Regions from separate parts of the Homo sapiens genome. Here region 2 is linked to region 1. Evidence: chromatin loops called from intact Hi-C (ENCODE). Cell type or tissue: HepG2. All regions are shown on one strand. Links, peaks and the distances in the headings refer to the core of each region. The heading gives the core; the rest is flanking DNA.

What was found. A loop is a pair of places that touch in the nucleus more often than their neighbours do. Peaks named below come from ENCODE experiments on the same cell type or tissue, not always from the same donor. Only the 100,000 strongest peaks of a DNase experiment are listed, where the experiment ranks them.
Region 2: a loop joins it to region 1, with 12 times the contacts of the local background. A loop is called at or near these places in 2 of 110 quality-filtered maps.

Annotation. Positions count from the first base shown.
Region 1 is chr11:113,857,382-113,869,802 of GRCh38, reverse strand. All of the region lies in intron 1 of USP28 (ubiquitin specific peptidase 28), which reads left to right. It overlaps LOC124902821 (U7 small nuclear RNA), which reads left to right and starts at 4,490; the gene lies at 4,490-4,551. It also overlaps the pseudogene RNU6-1107P. In HepG2, for the core only: no CTCF peak of the experiment used is centred there; a DNase peak (open chromatin) is centred at 7,182.
Region 2 is chr11:113,551,403-113,563,823 of GRCh38, reverse strand. No RefSeq gene overlaps it. Among named protein-coding and RNA genes, the nearest start is that of DRD2, 82 kb to the right of the region's middle. RefSeq lists an enhancer at 9,608-10,109. In HepG2, for the core only: no CTCF peak of the experiment used is centred there; no DNase peak of the experiment used is centred there; H3K27me3 peaks cover 670 bases.

The DNA.
Region 1 (12,421 bases), core at 2,604-10,603:
CAACCTCCTTGGCTATAAACGTTTGCTTCATACTTATTTTCCCAGGGTTGTTATACTAGGCATGGGAATGTACACTTGTATTACTCGTGTCTGCCATATGCTATGTACCACCCTAAGCACTTTTCCATACATTTTTATTTACAAAAACCCAGCAAGGTGTGAACTATTACCCTATTACTGATGAGGAAACTGAGATGTCTTGTTTGTTTTTTGAGATAGGGTTTCACTCTGTCACCCAAGCTGGAGTGTGGTGACACCGTCAAGGCTCACTGCAGCCTTGACCACCCAGACCCAAGCAATCCTCAGACACTTGAGTAGCTGGGACCACAGGTATGCACCACCACACCTGGCTACTTTTGTTTTATTTTATTTTTTGAGACGGACCGCAGTCTGTTGCCCAGGATGGAGTACAGTGGCGTGAGATCAGCTCACTGTAACCCCCGCCTTCCGGGTTCTATTGATTCTTCTGCCTCTGCCTCCCAAGTAGCTGGGATTACAGGCACATGCCACCACGCCTAATTTTTGTATTTTTAGTAGAGACGGGGTTTCACCATGTTGGCCAGGCTGGTCTTGAACACCTGACCTCCGGTGATCCGTCTGCCTTGGCCTCCCAAAGTGCTGGGATTATAGGCGTGAGCCACCGAACCCAGCCTGTGGTTAATTTTAAAAGTTTTTTTAGCAATGGGGTCTCTCTGTGTTGCCCAGGCTGGTCTCAAACTTATGAACCAAGTCATCCTGCCTCAGCCTCCAAAAGTGCTGGGATTACAGGCATGAGCCACCGTGCCTGACCTCAGATGTTAGTATGCCTTATAAGGGCCTCATATGAGATTTATTTTATTTATTCCTTTTCTTTCTTTTGTCTTTTTTTTTTTTTTTTGAGACATGGTCTTACTCTGTCACCTAGGCTGGAGTAGTGCAGTGGCTCTATCATGGCTCACTGCAGCCTCAACCTCCTGGGCCCAAGCAATTCTCCTACCTCAGCCTACAGAGTAGCTGGAACTACAGACATGTGCCACCATGCCTAGCTAATATTTTTAGTTTTTGTAGAGATGGGGGGTCTCTTTATGTTGCCCAGGCTGGTTTTGAACTCCCGCGCTCCAGTGATCCTCCCGCCTGAGCCTCCCAAAGTTTTGGGATTACAGGCGTGAACCATGGTACCTATCTCTTTTTTTCTTTATTCGTATGAGATTTTAAACTGAAGTCTGTTTGCTTCTATCTTACAGATGAGAAATGCAGCTTATGACCATGATTGAATTATAAGTAGCAGAGCTGTGACTTCAAGCCATTCTGACTTGAAGCATAACATTTCTCCGACTTTAGTACAAGCCTTTCTAAAACCAAAGTTTCTGACTTACCACTTGACTATGTAGCACTTTAATAATTTTAATAACTTTTCATTGAACCCTCATAGGCACTCTATGAAATAAAATTTAGTATGAGCAGGAAGTAGAATTTGCAAAGTGACACAGCAAGTAAGTGATAAAACCAAAACTATAACACAGGATATCAGTATTTTTACTGTAAACTCTAGAGGAGTTTAGTTGAACAGGCAAGTCCCAGTATTTTTCATTTCTATTGCATTTCTTCATTTTGCTAACAATTTATTTGCAGTACTTCCTTTGATAGTCATACAGGGCTGTCAAAGCTTTTGGTGTACTTCATTTTCCATTCTGGAAACTGATGCTGAGGAAGATTGAGATTTGCCAGGAGGCTGATGTGTGCTGGAGTCTGGGCTGCATGGCACTATTTCCAGCGTCTAGGCTTTCTACGTAAAACAGGGGTCAAAATATCAGACACACAAAACCAAACTAAAGATCTGCCTCAGTAAGTACCAGCTGCATGCTACATGATGGCTGGTAGGCACTTTAACCCTAAGAAGATTTTCTAAACAACATTTTCTTTTTCAATCTTCTTGCCCAAGTTAGTACTTTCTTGTGTCCCCTCCCTCCCTCCCTTCCTCCCTTTCTTCCTCCCTCCCTTCCTCCCTCCCTCCCTCCCCCCTTCCTTCTTTCCTTTTGTGTGGGGATGTGTATACAGGTTTCCTTATTCATTTGTTTTTTCATAGAGTTGGGGTCTAGCTATGTTGCTCAGGCTGGAGTGCAGTGGCTATTCACAGGCATGATCGTGGTGTACTACTGTTTGAAAATCCTGGGCACAAGTGATCATTCTGCCTCAGCCTGCTGCAGAGCTGGAACTACAGGTGTGTGCCACTGCACCCAGGTGATTTTTTTTTTTTCAATTGAGGCAAAATTTATATAACATAAAATTATTTTAAAGTGGGGCTGGGTGAGGTGGCTCACTGAGGTCAGGAATTCAAGACCAGCCTGGCCAACATGGTGAAGCCCCGTCTCTACTAAAAAATATAAAAATTAGCCAGATGTGGTGGTGAGCACCTGTAATTCCAGCTACTTGGGAGGCTGAGGCAGGAGAATCACTTGAACCCGGGAGGCAGCGGTTGCAGTGAGCGGAGATCATGCCACTGCACTCTAGCCTGAGTGACAAGAGTAAAACTCTGTCTCCAAAAAAAAAAAGTTCAAGTGTACAAGTTCAGTGACATTTAATATATTCACAATATTGTGCAATCACCAATTCCGTCTAGTTCTAAAACATTTTCATTACCCTGAAAGAAAACTTTGTAACCATTAAGCAGTCACTCCCTATTCCCCCATGCCCTCCACCCCTGGCAATACCAATCTACTTTCTGTCTCTAGATTTACGTATTAGAGAGATTTCATGTAAATGGATCATGCAATATGTGACCTATTATGTGTGGCATCTGTCGTTTATTGTAATGTTTTTGAGATTTGTTCAAGTTGTAGCATGTATGAGTTTTTCATTTTAATCACTGAGTAATATTCCACTGTATGTATAGATATGTTTTGCCTGTCCATTCTTCCATTGACGGACATTTGAGTTATTTACACCTTTTGGTTATTATGAATAGTTCTGTTATGAATTTTCATATACTTGTATTTGAGTACCTGTTTTCCCTTCTTTTGGGTATATACCTAGAAGGAATTGTTGACTCATATGGTAATTCTATGTTTAACTTCTTGAGGAACTGCCAGACTGTTTTCCAAGGTTGCTGGGGAAGTTTTATATTCCCACCAGCAATACACAAGGGTTCTAGTTTTTCTCTTTTCTCATCAAACACTTGTTATTTTTTGTTTTTGTTAGATAACAGTCATCCTAATGGGTGTGAAGTGGCATCTCATCATGATTTTGATTTGGCCATGTTAATGTTATGGCTAATGTTAAGTGTCTTCATAAACTTATTGACTATTTATATATCTTCTTTGGAGAAATATCTTTTTAAGTTCTTTGTCCATTTTTGAATTGGGTTGTCTCGTTTTTTGGTTGTTGACTTAAAGGGAGTTCAAAGAGAGTTTTTTATATCATCCAGATGCTAGACTCTTACCAGATAAATGATTTAAAAGTATTTTCTCCCATTGTCTTTTCACTTTCTTGATAATTTGTACACTGTGTATTTCTTTTTTCTTTTTTTTTCCCCAAGACAGAGTCTGGCTCTGTCACCTAGGCTGGAGTGCAGTGGTCTGATCTCGGCTCACTGCAACCTCTGCCTCCTGGGTTCAAGTGATTCTCTTGCTTCAGCCTCCCAGGAAGCTGGGATTACAGGCGCGTGCCAACACACCTGGCTAATATTTGTATTTTTAGTGGAGATGGTTTCACCATGTTGGCCAGGCTGGTCTTGAACTCCTGACCTTAGGTGATCCACATTGGCCTCCCGGAGTGCTCGGATTACAGGCATGAGCCACCGTGCCCGGCCAGCACTGTATATTTCTTGTTGGATTTCTTGATGTATGTGTTTATTTCTTGAATTTGTATACCGGTTGTCTTTTCACTTTCTTGATAATGCCCTTTGATGCAGAAAAGTACATCAGCCCACTTCAGTGTCCCAAGTAGCTGGGACTACAGGTACACACCACCATGCCTGGCTCAAAAGTGTTATTATTTTTTTCTTTTGTTGCTTGTGCTTTTGGTGTCATAGCTGAGAATCCATTGACAAATCCAAGGTCATGAAGACTTATCTCTGTGTTCTAAGAATTTTATAGTTTTAGTTATTTATTTAGGTTGTTGATCCATTTTGAGGAATTTTTGTGTATTGTGTGAGGTAGGGGTCCAGTGTGATTCTTCTGCTGTGGATATCCAGTTGTACCAATACCATTTGTTGAAGACATGATTTTTCCCCCATCAAATGGTGTTGGCACTCTGGTTGAAAATCAGTTGACCACAGATACGAGTTTATTTCTGGATTCTCAGTTCTATTCTGTTGGTCTATATATCTGTCCTTATGCCAGTACTACACTGTTATGATAACCGTAGCTTTGGATTAATACTAAGTTTTGATATAAGAAGTGTGAGTCCTCCAACTTTGTTCTTCTTTTCAATGTTGTTTTAGTTCTTCCAGGTCCTTTGAAATTCTGTGTGAATTTGAGGATCAGCTTTTCTGTTTCTGCAAGAAAGGCCAAAGCATTGCAGCTCTTTTAGAATTTGTCTAGCAGGTTTTCTGGTTTTCACTAGAGTTCCCCGCAACCCCCAGCCACACGCACACACAAAGGACCATTGGAATTTTGATAGGGATTACATTGAACTTTTGAATTGCTTTGAGTAGTATTGCCACCTTCACAGTATTAAGTCTTCGTGGCCAGACGCAGTGCCTCACGCCTGTAATCACTTTGGGAAGAGGCCGAGACGGGGGGGATTGCTTGACCTCAGGAGTTCAAGACCAGCCTGGGCAACGTGGTGAAACCTCACCTTTACCGAAAATATGAAAAATCTTAGTTGGGCTTGATGGCACACATCTGTGTTCCCACCTACTTGGGAGGCTGAGGAGGGAGGATCGCTTGAGCTTACAGGGTGGAGGTTGAGGTGTACTCTAGCCTGGGTGACAGAGACAGACCCCATCTCCAAAAAACAATACTGTCTTCATGATGGTTAAGTTAATGTGTCAGTTGACTGGGCCATGAGGTATGTATGCAGACATTTGGTCAAACATTATTCTAGGTGTGTCTGTGAGCGTGATTCTGGATAAGATTAACATTGAATCAGTAGACTGTGTAGAGCAGTTTGAACTCCCTAATGTGGGTAGTGGGCCTCATTCAATCAAGACCTGAATAGAACAAAAATGCTGAGTAAGAGGAAACTTTGCTTGCCTGACTACTTGAGCTGGGACATTGATTTTCCTTGGTCCTGGCACTGGAACTTAGACAACCATCAGCTCTTTTGGTTCACAGGACTTCAGACTCAGACTGGAACTTACACACTCAACTTTCCTGGTTCTTGGGTCTCATACTTACACTAACACTACACCGCTGGTCTCCTGGTTCTCCAGCTTGCTAACTGCAGATCTTGAGACTTCTCAGTCTCCGCAGTCATGTGAGCCAATTCCTTATAATAAATTTCACCTCTTATATTTATCTCCTTTTGCTTCTGTTTCTCTGGGGAACTCTGACTAGTACAGTTTTCCAGTTCATGAACCTGGATGTTTTTCAATTTATTTAGGTCTTTAACTTCTTTCATCAGTTTTTTTACCTTTTTTTTGAGACAGAGTCTCACTCTGTTGCCCAGGCTGGAGTGCAGTGGTGAGATCTTGGCTCACTGCAGCCTCCACCTCTGGAGTTCAAGGGATTCTCCCGCCTCAGCCTCCCGAGTAGCTGGGACTACAGGCACATGCCACCATGCCTGGCTAATTTTTTGTATTTTTAGTAGAGATGGGGGTTTCACCATGTTGGCCAGGCTGGTCTCAAACTCCTGACCTCAGGTGATCCATCCGCCTCAGCTTCCCAAAGTGCTGGGATTACAGGCGTGAGCCACCGTGACCAGCAATTTTTTTTTTCGAGACGGAGTCTCGCTGTGTCGCCCAGGCTGGAGTGCAGTGGCGCGATCTCGGCTCACTGCAAGCTCCGCCTCCCGGGTTCATGCCATTCTCCTGCCTCAGCCTCCCGAGTAGCTGGGACTACAGGCGCCGGCCACCATGCCCGGCTAATTTTTTGTATTTTTAGTAGAGACAGGGTTTCACCGTGTTAGTCAGGATGGTCTCGATCTCCTGACCTTGTGATCCGGCCGCCTCAGCCTCCCAAAGTGCTGGGATTACAGGCGTGAGCCACCGCGCCCGGCCTAATTTTTTTTTTTTTTTTTGAGACAGGGTCTCACTCTGTTGCCAGGCTGGAGCGCAGTGGCACAATGTTGGCTCACTGCAACCTCCATCTTCTGGGCTCAAGCAATCCTCCCACTTCAGCCTTCTGAGAAGCTGGGACTACAGGCACGCGCCACCACACCCGACTAATTTTTGTGTTTTCTGTAGAGATGTGTTTTGCCACGTTGCTCAGGCTGGTCTCGAACACTTCAGCTCAAGCAATCTGCCCGCCTCAGCCTCCCAAAGTGCTGGGATTACAGGTGTGAGCCATCGCACCCAGCCTCAGCAGTGACCCACTGCGCCCGGCCCAGGTTTTTTACCTCTTTGGTCAAATTTATTCCTAAGTATTTTATTCTTTAGGATGCTATTGTAAATGTAATTTTTTTTTAATTTCCTTTTTGATTTCTTATTGCTGTTTTATAAAAACACAACTGAATTTTGCCTGTTTACCTTGAAGCTGCTGAATTTGTTTACCAGCTCTGGTAACTTTTTTGCAGAATCTTTGGGATTTTGTATATATAGGATCATGTCATTTTGTGAATACTGTTTTACTTTTTTATACTTTATAATTTAGGTGCCATTTATTTTTTATTCTTGCCTGGTTGCTCTGGCTTAAACTTCCAGTACAGTGTTGAATAGCAGTGGTGAAAGTGGGCATCTTTGTCTTGTTCCTGATTTTAGGGGTAAAGCTTTCAGCCTTTCACCATTGAATATGATCTTAACTCTTGGTTTTTTTATAAAGGCCCTGTATCATGTTGAGGGAATTACCTTTTATTCCTAGTTTTCTGATTGTTTTTATTATGAATGTGTGTTGGATTTTGTCAGATGTTTTTCTGTATCAATCAAGGTGACCATTGTTTTTTTTCTCCTTCATTCTGTTGGTGTGGTATATCACATTGTTTGGTTTCCTTTTATGTTATTGGCAATGGCATTCTCTTAGGCATCCATTGCAAATGTATGACTAAGCTTTCTCTCTTCATTCTTTGAGATGTTCAGAGTATGTCCTACTTTGATGTTTTGCCTACCAGCATCCTGCCTCTCTCGTCACAGTTCGTTTACTCAGTAGCCCTGTAACTCAAGCTTTCTTTTCCTAGTGTCATCCCACGTTGAACCAGTTGTTCACGTGGGCTAGATTAATCCACTTAAATGCCTTTTCTTCCTTCGTATATCTTCCCTGCTGAGGAGCCTGCAGTGATTATCCATTGTTCATCAGATCAAACCTAAACTCTTCCTGACATTTAGAACCCTTTGTAATCCAATCCCACATCACCTCTCTGATCTCTGTTATTTATTTATTTGAGACAGAGTCTTGCTCTTGTCGCCCAGGCTGGAGTACAGTGGCGCAGTCTCAGCTCACTGCAACCTCCGCCTCCTGGGTTCAAGCCATTCTCCTGCCTTAGCCTCCCAAGTAGCTGGGATTACAGGCACCTGTCACCACACCCAGCTAATTTTTGTATTTTTAGTAGAGATGGGGTTTCACCGTGTTGGCCAGGCTGGTCTTGAACTCCTGACCTCAGGTGATCCGCCCGCCTCAGCCCCGTAAAGTGCTGGGATTACAGGCGTGAGCCACCACACCCAGCAATCTCTGTTATTTATTAAAAATAGAAACTACACACGAAGACCCAGCTAGTAATAACTTAAAATTTTACCATTGCTATATTTCTAAAACTGTAAGCATGTAAATTTGATTTCTCATATCTTTCCCTGATATTTTCCCAGTTTTTCAATTAGCCCTACCAATATGTTGTTAAAAATTGTATTTTCCTTCATTTTTGGAGATGTGTTCGATATGTTTGTCAGCCTCATTTCTCATATTTAGTTGGAACATGTATTCAAAGAAATGAAAAATATTGTCTTAATGTATTCTAAAATAAGGAAAAAGCAAGGTATAGGACATTATGTATCATATGAAAAAATATATTCATGTGCATAGACAATTTCGGGAAAGATAACAGAAACTGTTAATGGTAGTAGCCCCTGGGAAATAGAACTAGGTCGGGAAGAAGGTGATTTCCTTTTCATTTTATACCCTTTTGTACTATTGGAATCTCTTAGTACATGTGAAGAAAGAGATGGAAAAAATTTAAAAAGTAAATAATGATTAATTCCTTTTTTTTCTTGTTTTTAAGTCCCAGTTTTAACCCCTCTACATGATATAATAGTGGCTAAATTTTAAACACTTTTAATGGTTTTTAAAAACTTTAAGCCAGTTAATAAACTCAAACAGGCATTTTCATCATGTACTGACATTTGCATCATTCACAAAAATTATCAAGTAGTCTATTTCAGGGAATTTAGCTGTGTCCACAGAAAGCTGCTGTTTATCTTTTTTAGACAGCCATATTCTTATGGCTACTTTAGGTTTCTATTCCATGAATAAATTGGATCAGCAGGGCATTGTTGCTGGAAGAAAAACTGAAAAAATACCAAGGCTTTTGAGGGCCATTCCTTGTTTTATGGAGGTTGGAAAGGTTAGCAACCATCTCTGTTGTCCAGACAGAGGTGGTTTTTTTTTTTTTTTTGAGGTGTAGTCTCGCTTTGTCGCCCAGGCTGGAGTGGAATGCAGTGGTGCGATCTTGGCTCACTGCAACCTCCACCTCCAGGTTCACGCCAGGTTCTCCTGCCTCAGCCTCCCGAGTAGCTGGGACTACCGGTGCCTGCCACCTCGCCCATCTAATTTTTTGTGTTTTTAGTAGAGACGGAGTTTCACTGTGTTAGCCAGGATGGCCTCGGGCTCCTGACCTCGTGATCTGCCTGCCTCGGCCTCCCAAAGTGCTGGGATTACAGGCATGAGCCACCAAGCCCGGCCCTTATTTTTTTTTTTTTCGAGACACAGTCTTGCTCTGTTGTGCAGGCTGGAGTGCAGCGGTGCAATCTTGGCTCACTTCAAGCTCCGCCTCCCAGGTTCAAGCAATTCCTCTGCCTCAGCCTCCCGAGTAGCTGGGACTACAGGTGCCCGCCACCATGCCTGGCAAATTTTTGTATTTTTTTTTTCTTTAGTAGAGATGGGGTTTCACCATATTGGCCAGGCTGGTCTTGAACTCCTGACCTTGTGATCCGCCTGCCTTCACCTTCCAAAGTGCTGGGATCACAGACATGAGCCACTGCACCTGGCCAGAGTTTTTGGCATTGATACTATATGTTTTCTTTGACTCTTCAGTTGGTTTTGTTTTTGTTTTTTGTTTTTTCTTTTTTTTTTTTTTGCTTCCCTTGGGTACTTAAGTTTTATTTTATAATTGCGAACCAGATCTTTAGCTTTGGAAGGAATTTTATTAGGCACACCTTGGTAGTTCTTTGGAGTAAGGGAACATTTATTAATTATTTACTTAGTTGTAAATTTAGAAATGTCTTTGTAAGACTAGACAATTGATATCAGGAAATATGTGCATCAGAATGATGAAAATAGCATCACTGTTTGAAGGAATGGAATAACCTATAAAGCTTCTCATCACAATGCTAAATTAGGAGTTTTAACGATTAGTAATGAAATATTTTGCATTATTTCATCAGAGAGTTTTAACCTAGTTACTGTGGGATCAGGCCAGGTATTGATTGTTACAGAAACTTGATAGCTTAAGGTTTTTAGTGTCTGAATAATCTTGTTAATTGCTGATTGTGGGTGAGTTGTTTTTGCTCTAAGAAAATCTCCTTCCTGAGAAGTGGGCTAGATTGCACCAAAACCACTGAGTAGCAGTGAGGTCAAAAAGCTTGAGTTCCTTCCTGGTAAAGGTTTGTGTTTGCCTGTCTTTCTTTACTGCCTCTGGGCAAGAAAAGGGAGTACTTTTTGTTTTGTGAAAACAATGTGAATTTAGCTCAGGAAATGCAAACCTGTTGGCTCTTGCAAGTTATTTGACTTCATTGTGAGAGGAGTACAGGCTTTGTCTTGTCTCCTTGTTGGGTGTGTACTTTACATATAGCAAGGTAGAGTGAAGTTAATATTTAAATCCTCTTTCTGTGAAGTTCAGGTGAAGTGAGTTAGTAATATGGTAGGATCCTGATGGGTTTAGTGTTACTGTAAAATTAATATTTATATAAATATATATATATAGTACGAGGATTTGGAGTGCGGGTTCTGTTAAGAACTTTAGCTAAATCTTTACAAGACTGGGTCATGTCATAGCATTTGTATATGTATATAAATAATGCATGTGAAATTTGTTATTCATACCATACTCTTTACATTTTATTTTTATTTTTAAATTATGGAACACTTCATGAATTTGCATGTTATTCTTGCACAGGGTCCATGCTAATCTCTGTATTGTTCCAATTTTAGTTAATGTACTGCTCAAGCAAGCACTTAGACCCTTAATAGCTATGTGTTTTATAGCTATCTTTGATTTAGCTTTTAATTCAAGTCATTTGATGATAAATAGATTTTGTAAACCTTAATTTCCTAACGTGTGCAATGCCTGCCTTTGTTATTAGGATTACATGCATGTAAGGTGCCTGTTTCCTGTCATATGTTAAGCCAGGTATGGTGATGTGTGCCTGTAGTCCCAACAACCTGGAAGGCTGTGGTGGGAGGATCCTTTGAGTCCAGCAGTTAGGCCAGCCTGGTCAACATAGCGAGACCCCCATTTCCAAAAAGAAAAAAAAATTAAAGTAGTTGTTCAATAAATGTTAGTTCTCATTATTATCAGCACTGTCCTATGGATGATTCAAATTAGGCAGTGTACTGCATGATTCTTCCTTTAAAGAAGGCAAGAATTTCATATTTAAAACAATTAGAGAACAGGCCTGGCCCGGTGGCTCATGCCTGTAATCCCAACACTTTGGGAGGCCGAGGTGGGTGGATCACTTGAGGTAAGAGTTTGGGACCAGCCTGGCCAACATGATGAATCCTCATCTCTACTAAAAATACAAAAATTAGCTAGGCGTGGTGGTGGGTGCCTATAATCCCAGCTGCTCAGGTGGCTGAGGCAGGAGAATCGCTTGAACCCAAGAGGTGGAGTTTGCAGTGAGCTGAGATTGCGCCGCTGCGCTCCAGCCTGGGTGACAGCAAGACTCCGTCTCAAAAAAAATTAAAATAAAATAAAACAATTAGAGAACCACATGATGAGGAATATCAAGTGAAGACAGGGAGCCACATTCAGTCACAGGCGTATTCATTTCCTTAACATGGGAGATGAGAAAGGGGAGAGAACAGTATGGGCCAGAGTTCTTAGAAGGACTTCATATGGAGGAGGTAAGACAAATATAACCCCTGAATGTAGTTGGCATACCATAGTTTAATAATGTAGGTGGTATTACTAGTGATTTTAGGAGCAACAGTCTATGCATGAGAGAATGAGTTTGCAGTAAGGAACTGAGAGGAGAAAAGGTGGAACAGGCTAAGGGGGGATCAGGTAATGGTCTTTGAATGACAAGATGAGGAATTTGGATTTGAATTTCCATGTAGAACATTGTTGTTGGAGCTATACAAAATTATTTTACATAGTTGTCATCTCTACCCAGTAGCCTTTAAAAAAAGGTCACTAGGCCAGGTGCAGTGGCTCACGCCTGTAACCCCAGTACTTTGGGAGGCTGAGACAGGTGGATCACTTGAGGCCAGAAGTTTGAGACCAGCCTGGCCAACATGGAGAAACCCCATGTCTACTAAAAATAGGAAAACTAGCTGGGCGTGGTGGTGGGCACCCGTAGTCCCAACTACTCGGGAAGCTGAGGTGGGAGAGTCACCTGAGCCTGGGATGCCGAGGCTGCAGTGAGCTAAGATTGTACCATGCTATTGCACTCCAGTCTGGGCCACAGAGCGAGACCCTGTCTCAAAAAAAAAAGGAAACGAAAGAGTTTATTTTCCTTTCCTGATTGTGTTATCCCAGATATATTGATGTCCACTGCTACCTATTACAAAATGGAGAAAGAGGAATGGTAATATTACAGTGTAACTGACTTTAATCCAAGGTCAAATGTAAATAATTAGTAAATTAGTATTTGGATACTATATTTCATTGATTCACATTTATTTGGCATTCTGAGATCTCTGAGATCAAGATGTTCTTAACATTTTTACTATCATCCAAGTAGCAGATGTGATGTTGTCATTGTCTGCACTTGTATGAACCTGGTCATAGCTGTTACTATTGTTATAACAACAGTTGACAGTCTGTTAGTACCACATGGTTTACTTGCCATTGCGTATGTCACTTAAAAATTTACACTGTGATTCAACATTGAGATTAAAACAAAACAAAAAAACCAAAAAACCTGTGTATGAAGAAAGGCATGGAAGCAGAATGGCGGGGTATAAATTTGATTTTATAT
Region 2 (12,421 bases), core at 1,967-9,966, 310 kb after region 1:
GATTCTCTATATCAGAGATTACTAGCATTTTTTGTTTGTTTATCAGAACACTTTTTACATGAAGAATATTTTGGGTCTCTTTTTAACACAATGCAATTGTATAAAAGTATATATTAAGAAGATAGAAAATGACAGAAAGTACTCTGACTCTAGTAGCAGTACATACATTTCAAAAATAGCTTGTACATTGGCTAAAATATTTTTTCAGCACATAGGCAAGGTTTAAAGAGCCAGTGGATTTGTGGATTCTCCAATGACTCTACTGTGCCCAGGAGTCTATGGGTTAGAGTAGAGATATCTTTGCCTTGGATTCGAAAGTCTCTGGAATAGAGCCTGTTGTTGGGATTCTTCAGGAGGCTGAGACAAGTGGTAACCAGCTGTTAAAATAAAAACTTTAGACAAGATACATTTAACAGTTTATTTGAGCATTACAGGATTCGTGAGTCAGGCAGCATTCAAAACTGGATGAGGTTCAGAGAACTCTGCTCCAGCATCACGGCAGCGAGGTTTTATAAGCTGAATGCAGAAATAAAGAAATGACTTGATTGGTTATAGCAGCATTTGCCTTACCTGGGTATGGTCGAATGGGAGATCCCCTAGTTATATAACCAGTCGGTTGGTTGACCATCTGTGATTGGCTGAAGCGCAATTCAGAATTACTCAGTTATAAGGAAGGCCTCTAAGTTAAGTTTTAGTCTGCTTGTAAGAAGGTTTTGGGTACAGAAACAACCCCATGCTAATGGCTTCCTGCCTGTTTCGCTTTAACGCGGTCAAACCAGTTTTTCTTCCAGTCATTCTAAAACCAACTGTCTGTAGGGTGAGTCTTTCAGGAGATGGCAGGAGGGAGGATTTCCAAAACATCAAGTTATGTCTGAGAAGAATGTGAATCTCAGCCCCAGAGCATGAGGTTGGTGGCTAATGATAATAATAATAACAATGGTAATCTACCATTTATTAAGTAGCTACTAAGTGCAAAAGAAGAGACTCTGCAAAGGGAGATTAGATACAGAGATAATACACCTCCCTCCAACAAAACCCAGGGTCTCATGCATACCAGCCTCTTGCATTGAGTCATGTTTTAAGAAACAAATTCTAACAACCAAAAGTAATTAAGCAGAAATTTCAGTCTTTACTGCCATCTCTCAAAGAACATTAAAATGATTGAATTCAAGCCTTGCAGTAGATCTCTCAACATTGCCTTTCCTTCTTTGGTCTCCCACACTCTGCAGCCTACTTCAGAACCTCTTACTTGGCAATTACTCCACAGTGCTCCCTGGCATTTAGCTTTAGTGTTTTTGCTGCTGTTTTCTTTTCTTCCTTGCATCTCCTGTCCCTGAGATCTTTACCAGGCGGACAGACTTAAAGCCTCTGGCATCAGCTTTAGTTTCTCCTCTGTTTGCTAATTATGTGACTGTCCATACCAAAGGGCTGTCCCGGGGACTGACTCAATAGGCAAGAACCACCTGTACCAGGATGGCCAAGTAGTTAAAGGCACTGGACTTAAGAGCCAATGGACATATGTCTGTGTGGGTTTGAACCCCACTCCTGGTGGCTTCAGATTTTTCTCTTAAAATATTTTGGCCAGGTGCAGTGGCTCATGCCTGTAATCCCAGCACTTGGGGAGGCTGAGGCAGGTGGATCATCTGAGGTCAGGAGTTCGAAACCAGCCTGGACAACATGGTGAAACCCTGTCTCTACTAAAAATACAAAAATTAGCCAGGCGTAGTGGCAGGCACCTGTAATCCCAGCTACTTGGGAGGCTGAGGCAGGAGAATCACTTGAACCCAGGAGGCGGAGGTTGCAGTGAACTGAGACCGTGTCATTGCACTCTAGCCTAGCCAACAAGAGCAAAACTCCATCTCAAAAAAAAAAAAAAAAAAAAAAAAAAAGACAAGAACCTTGTCTCTCTGCCTTCTCCCTCTCTCCTGCTTCTCTCTCTCCCTTCATCCTTCCCAATTTGTACCACAAAAAGCCAGATAATGGGGCAGAGATAGAACTCCCCTGAAAGACCAGGGGTGAGGAAAAGCTGAGCAAAATTCTTCAGACAGGGTATGATGAGGGTTAGGAAAGTGGAGAAAGTTGGATGGAGGCTGGGAATGTTGACACATTTGCACATCAATAAGCCTGGTTCCATCACATACATTTTGTGATTTAATCTTCATAGTAACCCTTTGAGGCAGTGGATTTAACTTCATGTTTCAAGTGAGGAAAGGAGGTTAACTAGGTCAGTAAGAAGGTAAGATGACAAAGCAGTAAGAAGGTAAGATGACAAAGGTGCTGCATTGGCACTCAGAGAATTTCCCCACTTTCCTCCTTAAGTTTTGGCAGCATTTTGTTCCCAGGAGTCCTGTTCCAAATGATTCTGTGGCTCCGTGGTGTGGTCTTGGGTGTTTTGTGAGTATCTCTTTACCATTTCCTCAGTCCGAATCAATTTTTATTCCATGCTTTTGGTCTGCCTAGAACACTCTGGATTCAGGCTATGGCATGGTTGCTTTGGAGATAAAATCCTATTTTACTTCAGGTGTTCTGTATACATTCTGGCCACACTAGCTTATTCTTCATTTTCAAATGTAGCTTTATTGTACTGGTCCTTCTGCCTTTGAAAGTGCTTCACAGCCTTGCAAGCTACCTCCCACCCATAGCTTTGCCAGGCAGGACTGCAACTGGTAAGATTGGTCCTGCTGCTAGTTCCACACGGGAAGAATGGGAAGTGCATACCTGTTATGGGTTAAATTGTATCTCCTCAAAGTTCATATGTTGAAATCCTCAAACTGCTGACCTCAGGTGATCCGCCCACCTCGGCCTCCCAAAGTGCTGGGATTACAGGCGTAAGCCACCATGCCCGGCCCATATGTTGAAATCCTAACCCTCAGTGCCACAGAACATGACTGTATTTGGTTGGAGATGTGGTCTTTAAAGAGGTAATTAAGTTCAAATGAGGTCACTAGTGTGGGCCCTAGTCAAATATAACTGGCGTCCTTGTAAGAAGAGGAGATTAGGACACAGACACACACAGAAGTGTGACCATGGGAGGACACAATGAGAATTCAGTCATCTGCAACCCAAGGAGGAGGCCTCAGGAGAAACCAACCCTGCTGGTACTTTGACCTTGCCCTTCTAGCCTTCTGAACTGTGAGAAAATAACTCTGTTGTTTATGCCCCTCAGTCTGTGGTATTTCATTATGGCAGCCCTTGCAAACCAATACAGTACTCTTCTTTAGATTTGTCAGAAGCCCCTGTTCTAGAATCAATTCCATGGGAGTATAAAATAGCCAAGAAGAGCCCTAGGCCCTGTCTATGTGCCCCTCCAAGAGGCTGCTGAGCAGCCCACCCCAAGGCTAGGCAACTTTTTGGAGATTATTCTCCTCTAGGCTACAACAGTACATCTGAGAAAGTTCAGCTAAGAGGCAGCTGCCAAGCCTACAAAGGGTGTTTGGAAGGAGTGAGTGTAAAGAAGATCTCATAGACCAAGCAAAGTAGAGTCCACAGCCTCAGCATCCCCTGAGAGTGTGTTACAAATGCAAGATCTCAAGCCTTACCCCAGATCGACTGAATCAGAATCTTAATTTAACAAGAGCCTCAGGTGATCAGGATGCACATTAAAATTTGAGAAACACTGACTTTGATCCATGGGCCCTTGCATCTGATAATAGCTCACGTTGTAACTGACCTGTGTACCTCCTGCAAATCCTCTGCACAGCTGGAGAGTCCAACTGGGTTGCTTCAGGATGGCCCAGGCCAGGGGAGCTAAGGCAGTGGTGTTTAACCTTGGCTACACATTGAGATCACCTGGGGGACCTTAAGACCCCCCTACCCCCAGGGTGGAGGTTGCAGACAAGGCCGAGTAAATGAGAAACTCTGCAGGGTGGGGGTGGGGGAAACCTACCCATCAATGTATGTTTTAAGGCTTCTCAAATGATTTCAATTTGTGGACACATTTTAGAATGTATTAGTTATCTACTGCCTCATACAAACAGCCCCCAAATTTAGTGGCTTAAAATAATAGCTATTTATCTAGCTCATGATTCTATAGGTTAGCACTTTGGGCTGGGATCTGCTATTCGGTTCCTCTGGTTGCTGCTGAGAGAGCGGGAGAGAGGGAAAGAGAGAACAAGCGTGGACAAAAGCAGGCCTTCTTGAGATCTAGGCTCAGAACTGACACTGTGCTGCTCCCTCCATTTTCTACCAGTTACAGCAAGCTGTAAGGCCAGCCCAGAGTCAAGGGGTGCAGAGAGATTTCCGCTCTTGATGGGAATTGCTTGGGTCACATTACAAAAGACATGGGTACGGGGAGGAGTGGAGACCTGTGGCCATTTTTGCAGTCTAACACATTGGAAGGACAACAACTCCCTCCTTGACCAAACTTTAGTCAGGCTCCTCCAAGCCATCTTTTTGTCTAGGCCTCATCCTTAGCCCCCATCTTTGGCCTGTTGAGGCCAGTTATTTTATTTATTTATTTATTTTATTTTTAATTTTTTTTTATTTTCTGATATTATTGGAACTTTTTTTTTCTTTCCAGTTTTGGCAAGAATCCTGCTAAGCCAGTTTACTGAGAATCCCTGCATCCTTGTGGCCAATCAAGTTTCTCCTCCCCTCTACCCTTGATACCTGACAGAGTTTCTCTTAGTGATTTTCCATCCTCTCCCCCACCCTGCCTATTAGCTAGAAATCTTCAGCGGCCCCTATTGTATTTGGAGTTGATTCAGCCTCTCTCTCCTATTGCAATAGTCTTGACCCTTATTGTAATAGTCTTGAGTAAAGTCTTCTTTGCCATTTTAAAAGTGTCCAATACAACTTCTCTCTAACAGGACCACTGAGGTGGAGAAATGTCTTCTGCTCTCTTGTCCCCCTCAGCCTCCTCACACAGTGTCTCTGAAATGGCCTGAACTCTCTCCAGCTGTTACCAGGGCTGTGGAGGCTTAAGTGGCCTTTCTGAGGGAAACAGGCTAAGGCAGTTTGCTGAACGGTGTGTCCTAGTGATTTGTGTTTAAATCCCAGAGGTTCTATTTGTGATCTCAAACAAAGAGTGTTCTCTCTTAAGCTGAAATCTCTCATTTCATAAATGAGGGTAATAATACCTTCCTAGCAGAGTTGCAAAGCTTAAATAAAATATCTGTGAAGGCTGGGTGCAGTGGTTTATGCCTATAATCCCAGCACTTTGGGAGGTCAAGGTGGGCAGATCACGAGGTTAGGAGCTCGAGACCAGCCTGGCTAACATGGTGAAACCCCGTCTCTAATAAAAATACAAAAAATTAGCTGGGTGTGGTGGCATGTGCCTGTAGTCCCAGCTACTCAGGAGGCTGAGGCAGGAGAATCGCTTGAACCGGGAGCCAGAGGTTGCAGTGAGCTAAGATCATGCCACTGCACTCCAGCCTGGGTGACAGAGCGAGAGTCTCAAAACAAAACAAAACAAAAATAAGTATCTGTGAAAGCTTCTAGCTCACAGGTGTCCAGTCAATTTGGTTTTCCTTCTTTATAGCAAACTCTTATTAATTAGGATTAACAAGGGCAAAGGCCGGTCTGAATGAACGAAAGTCTAACTATAGAATTTCTCATCTGGCCCCAAAGTAGCTGTAATCTCTCAACCACGGGGTAACCACATTAAATGTTCTCTGCAAGAGGGAGGTCCTTAGAGGCCTACAAGAACAAATAGCATCTCAACAATTGGTGGTAAATAAAGAATGTAATTATCTGAATGTGGTTCATTCTTCCTTTGATCCTGTATGCATATTGCCTGTTACTGCTATACAAGGTAGGCTTTTAACACATGTTTAGTGAATGGGAATATTTTTGCAATCCCCTTTGCCCATGAGTAACACTAATAACCATAATAATGGCAGCTGTCATTCACTGAGAGCTTACTATATGCCAGGCTCTTTACGTATATCACCTCATTTAATGCTCAACTCAACCGCAGGATATGGGAGTTACCCATCTTTCCTAGATGAGGAAACTTGGGCTCAGAAAAGTTAAGTAACCTCCAGAAAAGTAGAATGCCAACTCAGCCATCTGTCTGACTTCCATCACCTCTCCTAGGTTGTTCTAGGGGATCTTTCATCTGGACCTCTGTCTGAACTCAAAATATGTCTAATTGAGCGCCCCCAAATGAATGGTTTCTCTATGGTCATGGCTGGAGATAGTGATAGCCAGCTTTCAGCAGCTTGTTTGTAGAAGAGATGTGTATTTTACCATAAAGGTCTTTTTCCATCAGGGGAGAATAGGTTTTTGAAAGAGTTCCTAAACCTGTCCTTTGGGGTCTTTGCGATACTGTCAAGGGACTTCTCAGGAGGCAGGGCTCGAATACCAGACACTGGACCAAGTTGAGGACTAGCTACAACAAGGACAGGGTGGAAGCAGCTTTCCATAAGACACGCCCACCAGTATGCTGTGTCAGTTTACCATTGCCGTGGCAACACCAGGGAATTACTGCCCCTTTCCATGGCAATGACCGGATGACCCAGGAGTTACTACCTTTTCTCTAGAAATTTATGCATAAACCACCCTCTAATCTACATGTCATTAAAAATGGGTATAAATATGACTGCAAAACTGCCCTGAGTTGCTACCCTCAGCACACTGCCTGTGGGGTAGCCCTGCTCTGCTGGAGCAGTCACGGGGCAGTAACACCACTGGAGCTGCAACATTGCCGCTTCAATAGAGCTGTTTTCTTTTACCCTGCCAGCGGCTTGCCCTTGAGTTCTTTCCTGGGTGAAGCCAAGAACCCTGGCGGGCCAAGCCCTACTTTGGGGCTTGCCTGTCCTGCATCAGTTGTAAGTTCCAGGATGCCTCCCATCTGCCAGCCATGGTAGCTCCTGCCTCTGTCTCAACTTCTCCTCTTGGTTCTGTGAATGCCTCTTAGCTGAGAAAGATTTCCAATAAACTGGACCTGACATTTTGAAAGTCTGAAGTTGGTAATTGGGCCTTCGTTCTGCCAGGTTCAGGCTGTGCTGAGGTCCACTTCTTAGCTTGATTCTTTCTTCCTAAACCTCAGGCTCCTCCAAGATGCCTTGGCCTGCTGATAATTTGCATCCTTAGGGTAGGAGGCCAGCAGGAACCAGAAACTGCAGAGAGGGCGGCTTCTGGGATGCTGCCTTTGAGGGGGTGGGGGCCGTAGGGGGATTCTCAAAACTGAGTTTCGTATCTGGGGTCCACTCTCCTCACCAGGGAAGGGGCACATGGATGGGCTTTGAAAGGTTCCTGAGCCTCCTGAAATTGTATGCAAAAGTTTGCCATTGAAATTTTCGGTGGAGAGGGTCTGAAATTTTCATCTGATTCTTAATAACGTTGAGAACCCTAAAGAACTCAAGAATCACTAGTTTAAAAATCAGGGATTGGAGAATTGGGAAGAGCTAGAGGCAACAGGAGTGTTAACTCTGGAGAAGAACAAGAGGATGAAATGGATCTTGAGTAACTCTGATGTTTTGTTTTGGCAGCGAGACTGTTTATGAACAATGCCAGTGTTCCCTGTACTTAATCTGCATTGTTGCACTCAACCCTCATAATAGCCCTTTGAAGGAGACATTGCATTCTCACTTTGCATATAAGGAAATGGGGTGCTTGGGGAGGTTAGACGACTCACCTAAAGTCACACAGCTAAGAATGGTGGAGTTTGGATTCAAACATGGTTTTATCTACCTTCAGAGGACAGATAAGATATGCAGCACGGGAAGCTAATTAGAAGTAGGGAGAAACTTTCTCCACACAGTTGACTATATGCTGAAATAGTAATGAAGAGATGTAAAGTTTAACTACTCCTAGAGATTTTATTTTATTATTTTATATATATTTTTTGAGACAGAGTCTCACTCTGTTGTCCAGGCTGGAGAGCAGTGGCGCTATCTTGGCTCACTGCAACTGCCACCTCTCAGGCTCAAGCGATCTTCCCACCTCACCCTCCCAAGTAGCTGGAATTATAGGCACATGCCACCATGCACAGCTAATTTTTTGTAATTTCTTAAAATAGAAATGGGATTTTGCCATGTTGACCAGGCTGCTCTTGAATGCCTGACCTCAAGTGATCCACCTGCGTTGGCCTCCCAAAGTGCTGGGATTACAGGCATGAGCCACTGCGCCCGCCTACTCCTAGAGATTTTAAGTAACTTCTTTCATTTTATAGCGCTCAAGTAGTACAATGTAGATTACTTTATTCAGGTCTTCCTAACAACCTGTCAAATGTATAAGGTAAATATTATTTCCTGCATTCTGCAGTGACACAGACTTCCCAGTATACTGCAAGGAGGAAGCAGCAGCTCCCTGCTGCCCAGCCCGAGATGCAGCTGCTGAGCTACAATTAGCTGGATGCTGGAGGCTGGACCTGAGGGCCTCTGGGAATTCCTTCTGGCTTAAGAGAGCCATCATTTAAAAACTGGTTTCAGTTGTAGGGGAGTCTCAACCATCAGTGACGTCTGTTGTTTTGAGTTTTCCTCCTAAAGTGCTTTTCTTTCTGCAAGATAAAAGAGAATTTCTTGGAAAAAAAAAAAAAAAGAAAACTTTTTTGTTAACACCCAAGTTATCATAAGGATACAGTAAAACCCAACATCAGAGAGACACAGGTGGTGGTGACTAACATGAGCCAACACAAGCCAAGAGCACCAGCACCCAGTGCACAAACCCCCATCACAGGCCCAGCAAGTTCAATGCAGCTCTGGTTTGGGAGGTTTTAGGAGCAAGCAGCTGTTTTATTTCTAACCACTGACTTATGGAAAGATTGAGTTGCAGTTTGTGTGTGTGTTGGGGGTGGGGGGTGGTGTGGGGAGGTGTAGGGGGATGGGACCAGGCCCTGGGGGAGGTGAGTAGGGTACAAAACATAAGTGAAGCAGCATCATTGTCTGGGGTAAATACCTGGGGTTCGTCATTTGGCGCCAAGAAGATTAGGGACACGGACACACATGGATGGGTTAAGGAGCAGAAAGTCTAATAGGCAGAAGAAAGGAGAGAGATGGACATCTGGGCATCTGAAAGGGAAAAACTGGCCTGAGGCATACCACAGCAGATTTTATAGGCAGGCTTGAGCAGGTGGTGTCTGATTTACATAGGGCCCACAGATTAGTTCCACAAGGTGTGACATATACATAGCACGAAGTGAAAGGCTGGTAGCCCCACCCTGATCTTATTATGCAAATGGGCTTTCCACTTGGCCAGGATCTTGCCTGCTCCTTATTGTACATGTGGCTGGCAAAGAGACAGGAAGATGGAGCCAAATTTTGATCATGCCTAGTCCCAGGTAGCCTATTTCTATTGACATAACTGCCGGCATTCACCCGTGCAAACTTCCAGCTTCCCTTTCTATGTCTGCAGCTCGATTTTACAGGCTGCTCTTTGTTAGAAAAGAAAATGATTTTGGGGCTGCTTTTCATTAAAAGGAAAACCTTAGTGAGGACTTCCTTACCCTCACTATCTGCCTAAATAATTTGTTTTTAACTCCTATATCTTAAGGCAGCACCCACTCTCAGAATTGCTCCTGTGTGGGGTCAGCCCTGAGAGTGGTGCCTCTTTATATTTTTCATCCTCTAAGCCTCACTCACCGCCAGCTGGGCCTGGGCCTGAGCAATAGGGTTGGGCCTTCTCATTAAAGACATTTAAAGTCCCTGTCTCCTAGCTCATAACAGTCAATGAACAGAATGCTTATTTAAATATTCTCTTCCCTCTAAAAGGAACAGTTGGGTTGCTGCAGGTGCATATGGAGTGAGCATATGTAGGGGTCTGTCCTTCAGCTAAACACCACTCCATGCTCTGGTGGGTGTGAACGCCCCCCAGTGGGTGGAACTGTTCCTATGATTAGTCATATTTTGTTTAATTTTTACTCCTAATGGATCACTGGTTGAAGAGAGGAAGTATAAGGAACACTCACATTGAAATTAAAAAAAGACAATGAGAATTGTTTGCCTCACAATCACCTTGAACAAATCAGCAAGCTGCATGTAGCTACTCAAAATTCTCATATAGCATATCAACGTGTCTCTAGTACTTCAAAAACCAATATTAAAACAGAAAAAGTGCATTTCATTTTGGTTTTTCATTTATTGGGAATAAATATTATGCATGAAGATTTTGTCTGCAGATGAGATGCTTGAAAGTAGCAGGCTGAAAGCTTCTCTTTTATCTCCTTTAGAAATAAAATATGAAATATTTTAAGAAAAAAGACTAGTTCATTCTTTAAAGTGCAAAATTTAATAATTTCAGTCATCTGGTCATCAGAGCAGTTTTTGATGCTGTAATATCTAGTCAAAATTTTAGTATGTGTTCCAGCCCCAAACCAAACACTTCAGACTAAGACGGTGTTTTAAATTTCTGAGGGAATTTCTGAGTCATCCTTCTGTGAAACGACTGGAATGTGCGGGTGTGAAAGAAAGAGTCTAAGCTTTGGAGCCAGAGAGAACTGACTTGGGAATCCTCCCGGACCATGCCACACCACAGGAATCCTTCCGGACCACACCAATCCTGCTGCTCTTGTAGCTTCGGTTTCCACATCTGCAAGAAACAGCCTGGGAAGCTTGAGTGCACGTGCCATGAGCTTACTAGATGTGATCTCTCCATGGATGGCAACTTTTTGTCATTTATGTTTGGGCTCCATTCTTCCTTGACAACCGATTTAATTGCTACCCCACCCCCATGCCCAAAACCGCCTCCTGCCACATTTCGTTTTCATTATAGTCATAGCACTATTGCTGCCTGATGGTATCTTATTCATTTGCTTATTTTATTTTTTTATGTTTTTTGAGACAGGGTCTTGCTCTGTCACCCAAGCTGGAGTGCAATGGCAGGATCTCAGCTCACTGCAACCTCTGCATCCCAGGCTTAAATGATCCTCTTGCTTCAGCATCCCAAGTAGCTGGGACTACAGGCACGTGCCACCATGCCAGGCTAATTTTTGTATTTTTTTGTAGAGGCAGAGTTTTGCCATGCTGCCCAGGCTGGTCTCGAACTCCTGGACTCAAGCTATCTGCCTGCTTCAGCCTTTCAAAGTGCTGGGATTATAGGCATGAGCCAATGCACCTGGCCTCTCATTCATTTATGTTTATTTATTTATTTGTTTTGTTTTACTGCCTGCTGCCCTTGCTGGAATGTGAAGTCTCAGGAATCTCACCCAGAAAACCTCTTTTTCTTTCTTTCTTTCTTTTATCATTGCCTCTCCTGTGTTTAGAATAGCCTGGATCTAATACATGCTTAATAAAGCTTTGTTGAATGAATGTTAAATGACTTTCTCTTTTCTCTCTTTCATAACTGGCTGCGACAGTCATTTCATCTGTCCATGTCTTTGTTACTTCATTTGTCACAGAAGCACATTGTTCTAGATCAGCAGTCGGCAAACTATACACAGCCCATGGGTGGAATCTGGCCCACCACCTGTTTTTGTGTATAAAGTTTTATTGAAACACAGCCATGCTCACTTGGTTACATATTGCTGCAGCTGCTTTTGCACCCCAACTGCAGGGTTGAGTAGTTGTGGAGATGATATAGCTTGAAAGCCTAAAATATCTACTACCTGCCCCTTTGCAGAAAAGTTTGCTAATTCTTGGTCTGGTTGAACTCTGAGTTGTTTATACTCCTGATACTTTTAATTGTCTCTGAAATACTCACATGAGGTTTACTGCTCTGTGTAATAACCAACAGCTAATTGATTTTCTGGAACTTCTTTGAAGTTTTGTACTAGGCCATGAATTGACTTTGTTTGGTTTTGAATTTTACACTAATGGTTCATTCATTGCTCCATTACTTTCCAGCCTTCTTCCAAAAAGGACTTAAACTCTAAATACTATAATTGCTGTCACCTTGAGATTTGCTTTAACTTTTTTTTCTGCCACCAGAAATTTCAATTCTAGGATGGAATTGCCTTAATACTGCACTTAGAGTGTTCTTGGCTTTGAAATCAATAAATGTTTCTAGCTGGTATTGCCCCAATTTCAATGTCACAAAACATCAGCTGAGAACTGGAGGTGGAGAAGGAGGGTGCAGGTTCCTTATTTCTCCGAGGAGTCTCTTCCCTTTTTAAGCTCCCTTCCCACATGGTTTCACAAAGGACTGTGTTTCAGAAGAGAGGCAGTGTGGTACGATAGAAAGAACACCGAGTTTGGCGTCAGAGAGATTTTAGTTCACAGTCTATATTTGCCACATTCTAGTTACATGATTTGGGACTAGTAATAGAACCTTTCTGTGCCTCAGTTTCCTCACCTGTAAAGTGGAGATAGGTTGACACCTCATAAAGGAGGGTGAGTAACTGGTCATTTGATAAATATTATCTGAGCACTTGTGATATAGACACTAGGCATTATTCTGGGCAGAATAGACAGACGTATCCCTGCTTTCATGGAGCTTATGTTCTGGCAGCAGGAAGTTGTTGGCAAATAAGCAAACAAATATTTAATATAATGATGAATGCAATGAAGAAAAATAAAGCAGAATAAAGGGATGAAGGATAATG